Regions from separate parts of the Homo sapiens genome. Here region 2 is linked to region 1. Evidence: chromatin contacts called from ENCODE Hi-C or POLR2A ChIA-PET data. All regions are on one chromosome and are shown on one strand. The core of a region is the stretch at or near the end of the contact, and the rest is flanking DNA. Distances in the headings are between cores, read along the strand shown. Region 1 overlaps RBBP8-AS1 (RBBP8 antisense RNA 1). Region 2 has its middle 36 kb from the start of CABLES1.

Evidence for each region. A loop is a pair of places that touch in the nucleus more often than their neighbours do. ChIA-PET counts read pairs that join two places held with the same protein, here RNA polymerase II (POLR2A).
Region 2: a map with no recorded cell type shows a loop between it and region 1 (6-fold over the local background). The contact joins two enhancer-like sites. A Hi-C loop is called at or near these places in 1 of 37 single-sample maps with no recorded cell type. POLR2A ChIA-PET finds 5 or more read pairs at or near these places in 3 of 52 experiments (HEK293, IMR-90 and MCF 10A).

Annotation. Positions count from the first base shown.
Region 1 is chr18:22,776,089-22,781,225 of GRCh38, forward strand. The region is part of intron 3 of RBBP8-AS1 (RBBP8 antisense RNA 1); the gene reads right to left. Among named protein-coding and RNA genes, the nearest start is that of RBBP8, 150 kb to the right of the region's middle. Within about 2 kb of position 3,048, at least 2 of the 41 ENCODE cell types and tissues checked have a DNase peak (open chromatin) inside an H3K27ac peak, as active enhancers do.
Region 2 is chr18:23,097,031-23,102,167 of GRCh38, forward strand. No RefSeq gene overlaps it. Among named protein-coding and RNA genes, the nearest start is that of CABLES1, 36 kb to the right of the region's middle. RefSeq lists an enhancer at 2,635-2,929. Within about 2 kb of position 2,766, at least 7 of the 41 ENCODE cell types and tissues checked have a DNase peak (open chromatin) inside an H3K27ac peak, as active enhancers do.

The sequences.
Region 1 (5,137 bases), core at 1,798-4,297:
CTATGATCTATGCTTTTTAGACAAACTCAGCTATCACAAAAAGACCTCTTCAAAGACAGCTCATCTAGGCCCCCACGAAGCATACAATCTCTTACAGCTGTCAGAAATTATAGCCCCAAGTGTGGTAAAGCTGATGGGAAGCTAATATTTTAGTTGTTCTACGTGGAATCTTAGCCAAAAGGTCAAGAAGCAATATATTTCAGCAGTGTGCAGCGGCCTAAGAGAGAGAAGGACCATTATTTTATTATGTGACCCTTCTTCCAACTGGGTGAGATCATCCTTGTGTTTCCAAAAACATTGCCCAGACCCTGTGTGGACTGTAGGGTGCAGTAATGTTATACTTGGGCCTTTCAAAAAAAATGATGTGCCAAGAACAAACCCAACTCAGGATTCCCAAACAGAAATTGGAGGACCTTTTAGTCAGAGCGAAGAATACAAAGATCTGTGAAGCCAGAAGCTTCAGAGATTAAGCTGAATCAGGAATTTATTTACCTAAAATGTGTTCAGACCAAGTATCATTAATGCTTTCCATCTTGACACATTCGGTAAAAGAAGCAAACTTTCCAGGATGCCATGCCTCACTTTATATCATATAATCTGATACGGGGTGGGGTAGGGGAAGTACAGTAAATCTAGAGTCCTCATTTTCTTATATTGTGTTTGAGAATATTTTTCTGAATCTATGTAAGTACTTTTTTTTTTGAGATGGAATCTCACTCTGTCACCCAGGCTAGAGTACAGTGGCGCAATCTTGGCTCACTGCAAGCTTCACCTCCCGGGTTCACGCCATTCTTCTGCCTCAGCCTCCCGAGTAGCTGGGACTACAGGCACCCGCCACCACGCCTGGCTAATTTGTTGTATTTTTTAGTAGAGATGGGGTTTCACCGTGTTAGCTAGGATGGTCTCGATCTCCTGACCTCGTGATCCGCCCACCTCGGCCTCCCAAAGTGCTGGGATTACAGGCATGAGCCACCACGCCCGGCCTGAAAGTACTTTTTTATCTCTCCCTGAGAACTTATGACATTGCTGTTCCTGATACCTGACACCGTGACCATTCTCAAAACTGCAGAACTATCGACCAGAAGAATGAAAAGTTATCCCCCTCAAACTACAAGGGGAATACTAGAAGAAAAGGAAAAGCAAAAGGCCTCTCCACTTTAAAAGCCCATGGTCTCTTCCACCAGAAGGTAAGAAAGAACGGCCATTACTTATTTAGCTCAATTAAGTAAGAACTTTCTTATAGTCAGCTATGACCAAGAAAACAATGGGCTGCCTTGGGGAGCTCAAGCATGGATTAACCTATCCATCACTAAAACAAGGTTGCTCAAGTCGAGCACAAAGAAACCTAGTGGGTACTTTTGTACCTAATTCCTTAGAGACATGTTTAAGAAGCCCCAGAAGTTACATGTCCAAGCCAAATGGGTTTGCTAAGGTGTCATCATCACATCAATAATTTTGATCTTCAGTGCTAAAAATATGAAACATATACAGGCAGTGCTGCTTTAGTTGAATTGGGTGGTAATGGTGAAGATAGGTGGAGAGAAGGGAACCTGTTTTTATTTGCTTTGAATCTTTACTATTCTACGTAAATTTTATTCTGAAAAAAAGATTCCTCAGATATTCTGGTATTTTGAAGCCCACTAGGTAATTATTATTCCTCCCAGAAGAATCTGCATTATCCTACAAGAGGGAGACTTCTAGAAATGCAAAAAGGACACAACATTATCATTTTCTCCTACCGCCTGTTCAAACCTGTTCCATGAAGCTAATTCTCTTCTCTCCTTGAGATGAACCTAGAGTATGTCTATTGTCTAGCCCCATCAGATACGAAAATACAAAATTCCACACAAAACACTTTACTCTCACTTTTATCCAAAATCTAACTTACTTCAATTATTTAAATATCCTTTCCCATGTAACAGTCAAAAAATTAAAACCCCAAGCTTCATTTAGAGGGAATGCTTCTTCCCCTCCCCAGCATGGGCTGCTACAGGCTGGAAGCCTGCAATGGGAAAGAGGGACATGGTCACCTTCTTCTCTGGGTGCCTTTCCTTGCTTCTCTTCCTCCCTGTCAGCTTTCTTGCTGTGGTTTCTGCTCTCTCCAGAGTTGAAGTAGGGCAAAGGGGAAGGTGGTACTGTTTGGTAAGGAGCAGAAAAGGTTGTACCTGAAAGGAACCAGAATTGCCTAGTGTTAATGCTCTCTGGGTCGGAAATGAGTTTTAAACTGTCTCTTTTCCTCATGGGGGCACTTCTGCTATTTCTATGGTGACTCCCCTTCTCCATTAGGACAGCTATTAGATTGAGGTTCCTTTGAGACATCAATCTCTCTCTTCTGGCTGGTTGCTTACAGCCTTCTCACCCCCTACTCCTCTGACTAGACACTTCTATCCCTTTCCTGTAAGATTTCCTTACCTGTGTCAGGAAACCCCCTAAGGTGTGGTCCCTCAGCAGCTCTGTCTGACATGTCCCACACCTGATCCATAGAACACATATACACACATATACTTCTCAGTGCTTCAGGGTCCTCTTCTGTAAGATGGAGATATTAAGCCAAGTGCAGTGGCACACACCTATAGTCCCTGCTATTCCAGAGGCTGAGGTGGGAGTACCACTTGAACCCATGAGTTTGAGGCTGTTGTGCACTATTATCGGGACTGTAAATAGCCACTGCACTCCAGCCTGGGCAACACAGTGAGACCTCATCTCTATAATAAATAAATAAGAGAATATTAATAGCAACTCTCTCCTATGGTTGTTGTGAAGATTAAACAAAACAACAACTGGCCCAAAATAAACACTAAGATAACAGTAACTTTCCCAAGCTCATATTATTAGTAGTAAGTAGTAAAACTAGATCTGTCCTCCTTCAAAGCCAGGGAGGTACATTTCCTGTCACACTACATTTCCAGGAGGGAGGTATTTTGAACCAAGGAACTACCCAGAACTACTCAATTCATCCACTCTGCTCACTCATAAGACTGGCTATGGGCATGGTTTTGGCAACAAATTGATTGTCCTGGCACCTCTGGTTCAACTCTCCAGCAGCACCCTAAAGCTGTAGATCAGCAGCAGGAAGTCCCTGGGCATCCTCCCCCTTCACTCCAGAGCATCACACCAGGCTGAACTCAAGAGCTGTCACAATGCTGGGAAAAGTGCCAAACTAATCTCTAGAGCATGGGGCACTCTGACACTTGACATAGACAAGAGGATAACTTTTTTCACCTTCGAGCCAACATTATACTCTTCAAATCCTCTTTTAGGAAACCTTATATAAAACCATGCTCACTCAATAGACAGCCTCCAAAGTGAAGCCTGTCTCACTAGGTCTTTGACACTCCTTCATTAGGTGACTATCTGCTACCAACATAGAGCAAAACTAGAGAGATTTCTGCCCTAGAGACCACATCTTGAGGTGCAGAATTTTCCCACTCTCTGTTCTCTCAAAGTATTCCTTAGAGTATTCCTTAATTGATATAGTTACATTAAATTATAGAGCTAGTCTCACGTAGACTATTCATTAAATATTCTCTTTCAGCACACCAGAGTCACATTTTCTATGCTTTAAAGGTCAGAAATCTTTTTGCAAACTTCATATCTTTCCACCCCAAGGTGGAGATTCATCTTCAAAGGTTCCTAAAAGGGATGTGATTCTATCGCAAAGAACATCTTCCTCTGGAAAGAACCAACTGGCTTCCATCAAAGCATTTCACAACATTTATGCATCATTCCTACAGGCTACTTGGTAATTGCAAAGACAAAGATGTACCTTTACACAGGGGCAATATCTAGTACCTTAACCACATAATCAAGCTAAGCATCACTGATAGTAGGATACTCTAATGTTATGTTCTTACTGATGTGAAGTGATACAAAACACAAAGCATCATTTATTACATATCTTGCCAAATATGTTTAACTTGAATCTTATCAACCCTTTAAACCTAATTTCCAGTTTATGGGAAATAGAAATGATAAAGGAACAAGTCTAAAAAAAAAAAACCAACAAACAAAAAAATAACCATAAGGAAACAAGAAGGCTAATTCAGAACATAGAATGTCCTATAAGACAACTGGCCAAGTTTCTTCAAAAAGTCAATTTCACAGGGAAAAAAAATAGGTGACACTGCTCAAAAATAAGACACTAAGGAGATATAATAACCAAATATAATGCATGAAACTTCATAGAGTCATGGTTTGAAGGAAATAACTGTAAGACACATCATGGAGAAAAACTGAGGAAATTTCAGTGTGAATTAGATATGAGTTGATATTAGGCAACTGTTACTTTCCTGAGGTGTCATAGTAGAATGTAACTATAGTAGAATATACTTATAATTAACATATATGTGATGAAGTGTTTGTAAGTAAAGCATCATGATGTCCAACCAATGTGTATGCACATATCCACACACATTCAACATGTGTTAACAAGTGTGGGTATTATAAGTGGATATGCAAGTATTCATTGTAATATTCTTTCAAATTTTCAGCATGTTTAAAAATTATAAAAATACAGGTGAAATGTTTCTATTTGCAGATGTGAGGACAGTGTAGAAAATCCCAAAGTATCTATAAAAGCAAAATGAAACAAAATACCTCCTAAAGCTAATTAAGTTCAGCCAGCCGATTAGGTATTACTGCAATGGGCTGCCCAGTAATCAAAGAGGACTACTTATTTCCCACCAGGGTTTTTACAAAAAGATTCATTCTGATAAGTTCTCTGATGAAGTTCAGACATTGTTACAGGGGGTGGCACCAGCTTCTCTACATCTCTATCAAAATCAAAGAAAACTCAGAAAAAAATGGAAAACAAAAGTTGCCTTATTATTCTACTATTTGAGCAGAATCTACCTGACACAAAGCAAATGCTTGTTTAATTTCAATGACATTCATAAAGTTGTAATTGAGAAGGAAAAAACGTAAAATTTATTTAAGAAGTCTATAAATCTCCCTATTTACAAAACTTTTCTTAATATACAAAATAAACTGGGATCAAAAGTTTTTATAACCCTAAAAAAAAAATACAAAAGTACAGCCAGGTTACAGCTTAATCAACACACAAATCAACTGCATTTCTTTATACAACAATGGACATATGAAAACTAAAATTAAAAACACAATGCCATTTAAAATTGCT
Region 2 (5,137 bases), core at 1,516-4,015, 320 kb after region 1:
GAGGCCGAGGCAGGCAGGTCGCTTGAGGTCAGGAGTTCGAGACGAGCCTGGCCAACATGGAGAAACCCTGTCTCTACTAAAATACAAAAATGAGCTGGGCGTGGTGGCAGGTGCCTGTAATCCCAGCTACTCAGGAGGCTGAGGCAGGAGAATCACTTGAACCCAGAAGGCAGAGGTTGCAGTGAGCTGGGATTGCATCACCACACTTCAGCCTGGGTGACAGAGCAAGACTCCCTCTCAAAAACAAAAGATGAATAAGTGGATCGAGAGGCTGGGCACTGGGGTCCCTCATGCCTATAATCCCAGTGCTTTGGGAGGTCAAGGCAAGAGGATCATTTGAGCCCAGAAGGTCGAGGCTGCAGTGAACTATGAGCACGCCACTGCATTCTAGCCTGGCCAACTGAGTGAGACCCTGTCTCAAAAAAAAAAAAAAAAAAGAAAAAAGAAAAAAGAAAAAAAAAGAAAAAGAAAAAAAGGAAAAAGAAAAAAAAGTAGGTCAAGAAAGCCAAAAATGGGCTGAGTAGAGGCTTGTCAAGATTCAAGAGTCAAGGCATTGGCCGGGTGCGGTGGCCTACGCCTGTAATCCCAGCACTTTGGGAGGCCGAGGCAGGCAAATCACCTGAGGTCAGGAGTTCAAGACCAGCCTGGCCAACATGGTGAAACCCTGTTTCTACTAAAATATAAAAATTAGCTGGGCATGATGGTGGGCGCCTGTAATCCCAGCTACTCAGGAGGCTAAGACAGGCAAAGCACTTGAACCTGGGAGACGGTGGTCACAGTGAGCCGAGATCGCATCCCTGCACTCCAGCCTGGGTGACTGAGCGAGACTCCGTCTAAAAATAAAATAAAATAAAATAAAAGCCGGGCACGGTAGCTCACGCCTGTAATCCCAACACTTTGGGAGGCCGAGACGGGTGGATCACGAGGTCAGGAGATCGAGAACATCCTGGCTAACACGGTGAAACCCCATCTTTACTAAAAATACAAAAAGCAGCTGGGCATGGTGGTGCACACCTGTAGTCCCAGCTACTTGGGAGGCTGAGGCAGGAGAATTGCTTGAACCCGGGAGGCAGAGGTTCCAGTGAGCTGAGATTGTGCCACTGTACTCCAGCCTGGGCAACAAGAGCAAAACTCCGTCTCAAACAAACAAACAAAAAAAAAATAGAGAGAATTGGAGGCCAGTCACAGTGGCTCACACCTGTAATCCCGGCAATTTGGGAGGCCGAGGCAGGTGGATCACCTGAGTTCAGGAGTTCAATACCAGCCTGGCCAACATGGTGGAACCCCATCTCCTCAAAAATACAAAAATTAGCTGGGCATGATGACGGGTGCCTGTAATCTCAGCTACTCGGGAGTCTGAGGTGGGAGAATCGCTTGAACCTGGGAGGTGGAGGTTGCAGTGAGCTGACGTCGTACCATTGCACTCCAGCCTGGGTGACAGAGCAAGACTCCGTCTCAAAAAAAAGTAAATAAATAAAAATTAAAAGAGAATTGGAGAACAAAATGGTAAGAGGGTATATAGTCAGAAAGCACCACCGGGAACTTATGCCCATACTCCCCAACTAGGCTATACTGGGACCACTTAACCCTGAAGATTCAACCCCCACCTCAGACTCTGGGAACAATCCTGTCTCTATTCAGGAAAACGTAACAAACCGCAGGCCAGAGGGTCCATCCTGGGTGAGCAAGCCTGACCCCTGGAAATGTGGCCTCTCTTCCTGTTGGTCAGGCTCTACCCTCAAGGAGCTTATAGTCTGGCTTGGAGAAGCAAGACACATGGAACAGCAGTTCCAACAACGTAAAAAGGTATCATGAGGTTAAGTCCTAAATGAGTTTTACAGATGATACATAGTGTAAATAAAAAAAAAAAGGGAGAACAGTTGTGGCCGAGGGTCAGTTTTGTGAAACACAGAGTGTGGCCATCACTTTATAACAGCAGCAGGTCTTGAATAAGCATGGAAAAAAGAGAATGTGCATTAGTGGAAGGTGCAGAACTGAGGGAAGTCAAATGAGCAAAGGCCACATTCTTTTTTTTTTTTTTTTTGAGATGGAGCCTCGCACTGTCACCCAGGCTGGAGTGCAATGGCACGATCTCGGCTCACTGCAGCCTCCGCCTCCTGGTTCAACCAATTCTCTGCCTCAGCCTTCTGAGTAGCTGGGATTACAGGCGCTTGCCACCACGCCCGGCTAATTTTTGTATTTTGAGACCAGGTTTCACCATCTTGGCCAGGCTGGTCTTGAACTCCTAACCTCATGATCCACCTGCCTTGGCCTCCCAAAGTACTGAGATTACAGGCATGAGCCACCATGCCCAGCCGTTTTTGTTTGTTTGTTTGTTTGTTTTTGAAACAGGGTCTCACTCTGTTGCCTAGGCTGGAGTGCAATGGTGTGAACATGGCTCACTACAATCTCAACCTTCTGGACTTAAGCAATCCTCCCACCTTAGCATCCTGGGTAGCTAGGACTACAGGCACGTGCCACCCTACCCAGCTATTAATAATTTTTTAAATTTATTTTTTGTAGAGAAAGGATCTTCCTATATTGCCCCCGGCTTAAGAGATCCTCCTGCCTCAGCTTCCCAAATTGCCATCCTCTTGCCTTGGCCTCTCAAAGTGCTGGGATTACAGGCATGAGCCACCATGCCTGGCTGTTTGACCGTGTCTTGATTTAGTGCTTCAACTCTAACCAAGTGCCTTAGCTGACAGGTGCCTGGACTCTGCCTTCCTGTCTTTGCTTAGCACTCTGGTATTTCTGGGCCCTCAACTTCTGTAGTTTACCCACTTCTGACTCACTGCTGTTCAAGCACTGGGTTTCCGTGTACTCTGGCCTCAGTTCCCCGCCCAGCTCTTTTGACCAAAGGCTACCAATGTCTTGGCCTAATACAAGGAACGGTCACCAGCCACCCTTGGGCAAACAACCCAGACTTGTTCCTAAGAAGGGGAATGAGAGCGGCTATTTTATGTGGAGAAGGAACCAAATTCATAGGCTTGGGTGCTTTCAAGTAACCAAATCCAAGGGAAAAGTTTGTCTAAAATTTTCTCTTTTTCTCCCTGTACTTTGATAAATTCCTTTTTATTTATTCATTTTTTTCTTTTCTAAAAATTGTTACCAAACATAATAGAGATTCACTTAAATACATCATGAATGATAGACTGGAATATTTTTGAATCATATTCACCAAAACATTAGAAGTGAATCAGTAGTAGTGTGGTCTCTGAAGTCAACTTTAAAAGAATTGATCCATCAGCTCCGCCAAGAGTCAATAAATCTGCAGGAGTCATGATAAGACCCATGATCAAGATAAACCTGCCGTGTAATTCATGTAAACATTGGGGTCAAAATATTCATGGCGCCTAAAGTAAATCAGTATGTTCATTCCAAATGTGATTTTTAAAAACTACATATGATAGATATTTTTCTCTTTTTATTTTTTTATTTTTATTATTTTTTTTTTGAGACGGAGTCTCCCTCTGTCACCCAGGCTGGAGTGCAGTAGTGCAATCTCGGCTCACTGCAAGCTCCCCATCCCGGGTTCACACCATTCTCCTGCCTCAGCCTCCCGAGTAGCTGGGACTACAGGCGCCCGCCACCACGCCTGGCTAATTTTTTGTATTTTAGTAGAGACGGGGTTTCACTGTGGTCTTGATTTCCTGACCTCGTGATCTGCCCACCTCAGCCTCCCAAAGTGCTGGGATTACAGGCGTGAGCCACCGTGCCCAGCCTTTTTTTTTTTTTTTTTTTTTTTTGGAGACAGTCTTGCTCTGTTGCCCATACCGGAGTGCAGTGGTGAGATCTTGGTTGGCTCACTGCAACCTCCACCTCCCAGGTTCAAGCAATTCTCCTGCCTCAGCCTCCCAATTCTCCTGCCTCAGCCTCCCAAATAGCTGGGATTACAGGCACATGCCACCACACCCAGCTAATTTTTGTATTTTTAGTAGAGACGGGGTTTCACCATGTTGGCCAGGCTGGTCTTGAACTCCTGACCTCAAGTGATCTGCCCACCTTGGCCTCCCAAAGTGCTGGGATTATAGGTGTGAGCCACTGTGCCCGGCTATCATAGATCTTTTATACCTTAATTAAGTTATTGCAATTCACAGTCCAGTAATACACGAAAAATGTTTTTATTCTACAAATTAGAAACTGTATTTCCTAGGGCAATGCCAAAGTAGATACAAATCGGGATGATGATTGGCTACCTAATAAAAATGCATGAAGGCCAGGCGCGGTGGCTCATACCTATAACCCCAGCACTTTGGGAGGCCAAGGCAAGAGGATCACCTGAGGTAAGGAGTTCGAGACCAGCCTGACCAACATGGAGAAACGCCGTCTCTACTAAAAATACAAAATTAGCCAGGCACAATGGTACATGCCTGTGATCCCAGAGACTCAGAAGTCTGAGACAAAAGAATCGCTTGAACACAGGAGGTGAAGGTTGCAGAGAGCCGAGATTGTGCCATTGCAATCCAGCCTGGGCAACGAGAGTGAAACTCTGTCTCAATATAATAATAATAATAATAATTAAAATGCAGCCATGGTGCAGTGGCTCATGCCTGTAATCCCAGCACTTTGAGAGGCCGAGGCGGGTGGATCACGAGGTCAGGAGATCAAGACCATCCTGGCTAACATGGTGAAACCCCATCTCTACTAAAAATACAAAAAATTAACCAGGCGTGGTGGTGGGCGCCTGCAATCCCAGCTACTCGGGAGGCTGAGGCAGGAGAATGGCATGAACCCGGGAGGCGGAGCTTGCAGTGAGCCGAGATCGCGCCTCTGCACTCCAGCCTGGGTGACAGAGCGAGACTCCGTCTCAAAAAAAAAAAAAAGAAAATTAAAATGCATGAAAATACAGTGCAGGCAGAGGCAGGTGAGGTGAGGGCGAGTAGAATATGATGTTTGGATTCTTAGGTTTGTCCTTATCTGAAATCTTGTTGACACAGGCATGAATGTTTGAATTTCTGAAGGGTGTGTGTCTGTCTATCTGAGGCTTTTTATTGCTATGCCTGCTGGCACGCATTTCTCTTAATGAAGAGCTTTTGATAAGCTGTAAGAACCTCACAACATACAGACACTTCCTAACAACAGCGTGCTTTCCTCTGGAAAAGGAACCAGAGACACAAAGCAGTTGATGCTGTTCATG